2 separate regions of the Homo sapiens genome follow, and region 1 is linked to region 2. Evidence: chromatin contacts called from ENCODE POLR2A ChIA-PET data. All regions are on one chromosome and are shown on one strand. The core of a region is the stretch at or near the end of the contact, and the rest is flanking DNA. Distances in the headings are between cores, read along the strand shown.

Region 1 (3,959 bases), core at 1,363-3,862, 170 kb after region 2:
TTCCACCAGGAGCAGGATGCCTCTTCCTCTGCTGGTGCTATAGGAAGGTTGCCAATGGGCCGGGTGCGGTGGCTCATGCCTGTAATCCTAGCACTTTGAGAGCCCAAGGTAGGTGTATCACGAGGTCAGGAGTTCAAGACCAGCCTGGCCAGTATGGTGAAACCCTGTCTCTACTAAGAAAATACAAAAATTGGCCAGTGACGGTGGCTCGCACCTGTAATCCCAGCACTTTGGGAGGCCGAGGCGCGTAGATCAGGAGGTCAGGAGGTCAGGATTTCAAGACCAGCCTGGCCAAGATGGTGAAACCCCATCTCTACTAAAAATACAAAAATTAGCTGGGCATGGTGGCTCGCGCCTGTAGTCCCATCTACTCAGGAGGCTGAGGCAGGAGAATCGCTTGAACCCGGGAGGTGGAGGTTGCAGTGAGCCGAGATCGTGCCACTGCACTCCAGCCTGAGAGACAGAGTGAGACTCTGTCAAAAAAGAAAAATTGCCAGTGGAGATAAAGGTGTCCATTTGGGTAGGTCAGGAAGCTGTGGTATTCATGCCTCATGGCCTTCATTTTCTTAGAGCGTAGGGTAAAATCATGCCATTTTTTGCCTCTGTGCCTCATAAGTTTGTACTCCTTCCTCCTTTAAAAATCAGCTGTAAGAGCTGGATGTGCTGTAAGGGCTGGACGTGGTGGCACATGCCTGTAGTTCCTACTTGGGAAGCTGAGATGGGAGGACCACTTGAGTCCGGGAGGTTGAGGCTGCAGTGAGCTATGATTGCACCACTGCTCTCCAGCCTGGGTGACAGAGCAACACCTTGTCTCTTGGGAAAAAAAAAAAAAAAAAAAATCAGCTCCAGACCCCTGCCTTTGTGAACCTTTTCTTGAAGGAAAGAGTGTGGGTTGGGGCCACTTCCAGTGGAATCACCAGGAGGGGAGTGGAGGGAGGAGGGAAGGTGCTCAGAATAAACATTCAATGTCCCTGAGCATTCCTAGATCAACCGGATCAGGATCTCTGAAGGATGGGGCTCAAAGATTGGCATTTGAAAGAACACCCGTGGGGATCCTGATGGTGCAATAAAGTTGTAGAACCACCTCACTAAGTGCTCCCAATTCCTTTTACAATTCTCTATTATTGCAATTTAATCCTTTCACTTCCCCCACTGGGCTGCCCTTGGGCAGGAGTAGGTGTCTTTGTTTACATACTTGTAGCACAGCCCTGCAGTTGGCTATCATAGTGGGCTTTGGGTGCTTATTTGTGAAATGAATGATGTGTACAAAACTGGAACCCAGATGTCCTGATTCCCAGACTCATAATTTGCTCTATCACATTTTATCTCTAGAAGCTGCTGAATTCCTCAGGAAGGCATTTCCTGGTCCAACTGTGCCTAAAACTCATATGCCAATTTAAAAAGCACAAATCCACATAGAAAGATTCTCTGAAGAAGGAGACAGTGTATGGGGGATTGGTTGCTCTAAGGAAGATTAGAAAATGAGGTCACCTGAAAGTGAAGGGAGCGGGATGCACACAAAGTAACAAGCCCCTGGAGCAGGTCTGTTCCAAGTGTGTCACCCAGGTCTCCCCCAAAAACCATCAAGGAGTTAGAAACATACTGTGGAAAAGATCCCTAGAATGTAACAGTTAAGAAGCTGGATGCTCAGGAGGTAATGAGTCATAGAATGCTTGTGTGTGGACTGCATGGAATCCAGAAAAGGGGAAGCCATAGGTTAGAAATTATAGCGTCTCAGCTGGGCACGGTGGCTCACGCCTGTAATCCTAGCTCTTTGGGAGGCTGAGGTGGGTGGATCACCTGAGGTCAGGAGTTCGAGACCAGCCTAGCCAACATGGCTTCACCGTCTCTACTGAAAATACAAAAATTAGCCAGCGTGGTGGCGGACGCCTATAATCCCAGCTATTCAGGAGACTGAGGCAGGAGAATCGCCTGAACCCGGTGGGGTGGAGGTTGCAGTGAGCCAAGATCGCGCCACTTCATTCCAGCCTGGGTGAAAAAGCAAAACTCTTGTCTCAAAAAAAAAAAAAAAAAAGAAGAAGCAATTAGAATTTATAGAGTTGTTGTAATATCCAAAGGTATAGATGCTCTGATACCACTGGGTAGTGCTGTTAATTTAGAAAGAACTGGTCCAAAAGAATGCGAATTCATCTTAGGAGAAATGGGTGTTTCCACTAAGAACAGCTCATCCCTTTTCTTTAATCATTTAGTAACTCTTTATAGATTACCTCCAATGTGTCAGGGGCTGTATTCACTGTGTCTTGCCGGAGATATGACAGTGGGCAAAACAGGTACAGGACGTACCCTTGAGAACTCACAGTATTATTCTTGTTTATTCATCAGGTTTCTAACCTGTAATTTGATATGCTTTGTGGATTTGCCTGGCACTCTGAGCAAATGACCAAAACCAATTATTCTGCCAGGTAGGCCTCTGTTCTCACGTTAATAACATTCTAGTTGTGAGTCATTTATGACTTCGATGAGAGAGTATAAAACAAACAGTTCCATTAGGGGTTGGTTTTTCCCTGGACAAATGGGTACAGAGCTGGGCCTGCTGATGAGCTCAGCAAGAAGTCCCCACCCTGGGAAGCCCTGCCAACTGCCAGCACCTTGTATTCAGCAGGCTCTCAGCCACACACAGGCTAAGTCACAGCCCCTGGCCCCATTAGGAATGTGTGTATCCTTTCCTGCCTGAATGGCCCACTGAGAGGTCGTTGGGAAAATTCTTGGAGCGTCGGATTCCTGGATGTCTTGAATTCCAAAGAGCTTGAATCAGCACAAAGCTTAGGGCCCAGGGCTGTATTTTAAAGGAAGACGCAGCAGGGGCAGGTGATGGTAAATAGAGGAGAGTGAACATGGCGGGAACAGACTTCAGGCTGCACCTGTGACTGAGGACAGCCCCCAAATTCTTAGTTCTGAGAGAAACCCCTGAGGGCCAAAAACAGCATGCTCAGTTCCTGGTAATTCCTTAAAAACAGGCTTCTATCAGACCTGGCTCTAAAAAAACATTCACTCAGGCTGGATCCAGGTTTGGGGCCCTGAGGCTTATATATTTGGTACAGGCAACTCTTAAGAAAGAAGTGCAAAATTAGATATAGGGCTTGGAAGCCCTGTTTGAGGAAGCCAGGGACCCTGAAGTGTAAGCTTCAGTAGTTTCACAGTAAATCCACCTATGTGTTCATGCTGGAGAGTAAAAATATCCCATGTCTGTGATCCCAAAGGATCAGAGGGCTCTCTGGATGCTTAGAGGAAGGAAGGAAGCAGGGATGAGAGCAACTTCAATGTTTTAATTCATTGATCTTATTAATAAATCACATTCCCAGCCGGGCGCGGTGGCTCATGCCTGTAATCCCAACACTTTGGGAGGCCGAGGCGGGCGGATCACAAGGTCAGGAGATCGAGACCATCCCGGCTAACATGCTGAAACCCCGTCTCTACTAAAAATACAAAAAAAAAAAAAAAAAAAAAATTAGCCGGGCGGGGTGGTGGGTGCCTGTAGTCCCAGCTACTGGCTGAGCCTGGAGATTGGCATGAACCCAGGAGGCGGAGCTCGCAGTGAGCCATGATCGCGCCACTGCACTCCAGCCTGGGCGACAGAGCGAGACTCCGTCTCAAAAAATAAAAATAAAAAATAAATCACATTCCCTTTTCTTCATCCCTTACATTCAGTTAAAGGTTTAAATGCTAGACTTGGCCAGGCATGGTGACACACGCCTGTAATCCCAGCACTTTGGGAAGCCAAGGCGGGTGGATCACTTGAGCCAGGACTTCGAGACCAGCCTGGGCAACATGGCGAAACCCCATCTCTACAAAAAAAAAAATACAAAAAAATTAACCTGGTGTGGTGCTGCATGTCTGTAGTCGCAGCTACTTGGTAGGCTAAGGCGGGAGGACCACTTGAGCCCAGGAGGTCGAGGCTGCAGTGAGCCATGATTGTGTCACCGCACAACAGCCTGGAT
Region 2 (4,324 bases), core at 397-2,896:
CTCAACTTGAAGAATGCCTTGGGTCGCCTCGAAATCATCTACGCGAGTTTAAAATTCGGAGCTAGCTCCGCAGAAAAGCTGAGGCCCCGGTGCGAGGGCTGGGGGTGGGAACGGGGGCTGTGAATAACCCGCCACGAAAACTGGGTTTCTTAGGAACCAGCCTGCAGCCGCCCAGTGAACCCGGAGTCGGAGGACAACGTCGCCAACCCAGCTCCCTAGGCCCCTTGCCCCACTGCCAGAGAAAGCTGACCGATTTCCAAGAAGGAAAGCGAGACCCCCCCAAAGCGGGCACAAATCCAAGTTTCCTTCGGTGCAGGCGAAGAATTCTGGAGGCCAAGGAAGATCCCAGAGGTGGACTCCAAAACCTCAACCCGCAAGAGGGGAAAAGTTAAAGTAACTTTACTTTCATCCAGGCACTGGCCAGCGCAGCCTCGCGCTCGGCCGCCAGAGAGTAGTTCAACTCCGCAAACAAGTTCTGCTTGGGATCGGCGCAGAAGGCCCCATCCCCCACTCCATGGCCAAGCCCGGGGGCGCATCCTGCGGGCCGCGGCCTCCCACCCTCCCCGGCGCGCCCGACGGGCACTCACGGTGCGCGCTCCTCCGGGAGACAGGGGTCCGTTGGAGAGGTACGGGCTGCTCAGGTCCGGGATCATCAGGAAGGGGTACCCAGGGTACGGGGGTCCTTTAAAGAACGCGCTGTCCTGAGGCCTTCTCACTGCGAACAAGACCAAGGCGAGGTGAGGCCCAGGCCCCCGGGACTGACAGCGCCGCGGCAGGGGGCTCGAGGCGGGAGCTGGGGACCCCAGCGCCCCCCACGCGCGCCCCACGGGGGCTGCCGCCAATAAAGGCGGAGGGCAAGGGTGCGTCCACCCAAGCAAGGGGGACGGTGGGCCGCCCGGGCTGAGCAGCGGAGCGCAGCGGGAATCGAGAGTGGGGGGCTGTCCCAGCGGGCACATACCTTCGGCGAAATAGTCCCGCGGCTTCTGGAAAGTGTCCCGGACGGGCTGCGGGCGCCTCTCCGCCTGCGGAGGAGACACAAAGGCAAGAGCGGGTGAGCGGACGCAGGGCCGGGATCCCCCGGGGGTGGCCGCGGTGCTTCCTTACCTCCGAGTCCGAGCTGCTGCTCTGGTTCTCCGACTCGTTGACCAGGGACGACTTGACCTCGTCTAGGTCCCGCTGCGCCGAGGCGCTATCGCTGCTCGGCTCCTGCTCCTCGCCCCCCTCGTCCTGGAAGGGGATCAGCTCGTCGTTCGCCCCGAGGTCGTCCCCTCCGCCGGCCGCCCCGGCGCTGGAGCCGCCGCCTCCCCCGCTGCCGCCGCCGCCGCCGCCGCCCCCGCCGCCGAGCTGGGGCATGGTGGGGCCGCGGGCCGGGGCCGCCGCTCTCGGAGCCCCTAGCCGCCCGCGCCCTGCCCGGCCCGGCCCGGCGCCCCTCCCGCCCGCTTGCGGGCCCGCTGCGCTAGCCGCCGCAACAAAGTTTGACAGGGCGTGGCCCCGCGGGAAGCGGGCCCGGCGCTGCCCGGCCGGGGCGCAGGCGGCTCGGCTCGGGCCCCTCCGGCAGCGCCGAGCCTAGGGCTCCCCAACTCGCCACCGCCGCCGCCTGCTCCGCCGGGGCGTCCCAGCCCCTGGCCCGCCGGGGAGGGGCGAGCGGGGAGGGAGGGAGGAGGGACCGCCGGGCTGGGCAGGGGGGCCGGAGGGAGGAGCCCCGGCTGCAAGCTGACACCCGCGCGCCTCGCGGAACCCGGAGAGCTGCGGTGCGCGCGCACACACACACATACACACGCACTCACACTCACACGTTCACACTCGCATCTTCCAGGGGCTGCGTCTCCCTGCAACGTGCACCGCCCCCAACCCCCTCCTGCGCCTCACACTGCACCCTCGGCGGCCCTCCCCACGGCCTCCCTGGAGTCCTGGAAGTCTTGCGCCCACCCCTCCGCATCCCCTAACTTTCTCCCAAAGAACCTCCAGAACTCCGCGCAGGTTCCCACCCCCTCCCACCGTATCGGCGCGCGGGCGGGCGGCACTGCCCCCTGCGGGAAAGCCTCGGACGCACATACTGGCCGCGGGGCCCTCCCCCTGCCTAGAGTCCCTCCGAGTGCGCGAGCTGATGCACGGACTAGGACACTGGGGACATCTATGGAACCCCGGAAAATGCCCGGCGGCTTTCCGCGCCTTTTTCCTGTGGGGTTCCAACGCGACCCCCGGCCCAGGTTTTCAACCTTGTACAGATATACAGATTTCCCTGCTGAAATCTTGAAGATCACCTTTTCTTCATTGTTTGGGACTAGGTCCTAAATCGAAAAATCGCGGTCTTGGGTTCCAAAAGAATTTGGATTTGGTTCATTGAGAGGGAAAATTGCCTGTCCAGTGATCTCCGAAGCCATTCACAAAGCTGCGTGAGTAGCCAGTGAACACGAGAAAAATGCTCAACCAGCCTCATACCTAAGTAATGCCTGTGGTGCGAGCGCCACGGCCCGCGCCTGGAGTTCCATCTACTCCCGAGGCCTAGGCAGGAGGATCGCTGGAGCCCAGGAGTTTGAGACCAGCCTGGGCAACATAGCAAGACCTTGTCTCCAAAAAAAAAATTTTTTTAATAAAGAAATGCCTGTTACAATGACATTAAGATGTCGTTTCTCTCCAACCTGTGCGGGAAAGTTTGAGGAAAATGAATATCTTGTGTTATCCTCCGTGGGGAACTATTAGAGCATAAACTTTGAAAACAGCTTGGAAGGCAGTATGGAACTATGTAAAACTATTTTCAGCCCAACTGGCAGAAGAGTTTCTACAGAGGTGCCCGCACATATGGGCAAAGCCACATATGCTAGGTTCAAAGCATCAGAGAGCTTGGTGACATGCATTCTTCATCTTTCTTTACAGTGACAGTCCATGCAGCTGGCCAGTTCTATGCAGTGTCCCCGCCCCTCCCCCCACCCATACACACACACACACACACACACACACACACACACACACACACACACACAGGCACATGGACCAAGATTGATTTTGGAGGAACATCTTTAAATGAAACACTATATATGACACTCACTATTTTATTTTTGTTTTTAAAAAAATTATACACATTTATTTCTGCGTAGAAAAAAATCTGAGAAGATGCAAATTATTATCAATGACTATTTCTGGGAAAGGATAAGTGAAAGGAGATAGTTTTCTGGTTTCTATGAACTTTATAACAAGCAGATATGCCTTTTCTAATTTTTTACACAATACATGAGTACAGTCTCATAAAGCGTTTTCAAATAACAGATGTATCTTGAGCAGTATCGAGTAACAAGTAAAAGTTCCTCTTTCCCCCTCAGGACACAGGACCCTTCTAATTAACCACTTTCAGTTAACTGCCTCTGGTTAACCACTGTCACTAGTTTGGTATATATCCTTCCAGACACTTTCCTAGGCAGTTATGAACATATGTAAACGTATTTACAGATATTCTGATGTACATACATAGAATCATACTCTTTGTATTATTGTGTGTTATTTTATTTTTATAAGATTTAAAAGTCAGACGATTTTTCATGTTTATGGTCCATAAATATATGAAAAACCTATTGTACTAGTTTTCTGCTGCTACTGTCACAAATCACGAAAACTTGGTGGCTTAAAACAACAGAAGTTTATCCTCTCATAGTTGTGGAAGACAGAAGTCCACTGTCAGTTTCACTGAGTAGAAATGGAGGTGTTGACGGGGCCATGCTCCCTCTGGAGGCTCCGAAAAGAATCTACCCTTGTCTCTTGCAGCTTCTGGGGGCTTGTGACCACATCACTCCCACCCTTGCGTCTGTAATCACATTGCCTTCTCCTTTTTTTGTCTGTGACAAATTTTCCTCTGCCCCCTTCTTGTAAGAAACCATACTTGTGGCCGGGCACAGTGGCTCACGCCTGTAATCCCAGCTCTTTGGGAAACCAAGGCAGGTGGATCACGAGGTCAGGAGTTCCAGACCAGCCTGGCCAACATGGTGAAACCCTGTCTCTACCAAAAATACAAAAAATTGGCCAGGTGTGGTGGCAGGCGCCTGTAATCCCCGCTACTTGGGAGGCTGAGGCAGGAGAATCGCTTGAATTTGGAGGGAGGAGGTTGCAGTGAGCTGAGATGGCACCACTGCACTCCGGCCTTGGCGACAGAGTGAGACTCTGTCTCAAAAAAAAAAAAAAAAAAAAAAAAGTGATACTTGTGATAGCATTTAAGGACCACCTGGATAACCTGTCCATGTCAAAATCCTTAACTTCATATCTGCAAAGACCTCTTTTCCTTAAACATTCACAGTTTCCAGGGATTAGGTCATAGATGCAGCTTTGGGAGTAA

What was found. ChIA-PET counts read pairs that join two places held with the same protein, here RNA polymerase II (POLR2A).
Region 1: POLR2A ChIA-PET joins it to region 2 with 13 read pairs in H1. The contact joins the enhancer-like site here to the promoter of TCF7L1 in region 2. POLR2A ChIA-PET finds 5 or more read pairs at or near these places in 2 of 52 experiments (H1 and WTC11).

The regions. Positions count from the first base shown.
Region 1 is chr2:84,957,069-84,961,027 of GRCh38, reverse strand. No RefSeq gene overlaps it. Among named protein-coding and RNA genes, the nearest start is that of KCMF1, 12 kb to the left of the region's middle. RefSeq lists enhancers at 499-1,188, 1,189-1,878, 1,879-2,569, 2,570-3,258 and a silencer at 2,588-2,882. Within about 2 kb of position 2,612, at least 18 of the 41 ENCODE cell types and tissues checked have a DNase peak (open chromatin) inside an H3K27ac peak, as active enhancers do.
Region 2 is chr2:85,130,714-85,135,037 of GRCh38, reverse strand. TCF7L1 (transcription factor 7 like 1) reads right to left here and starts at 1,646. Exons shown (of 12, transcript NM_031283.3): 1 at 1,105-1,646; 2 at 959-1,022; 3 at 588-715. The coding sequence starts at 1,353. RefSeq lists enhancers at 1-461, 1,037-1,611 and a silencer at 1,977-2,046.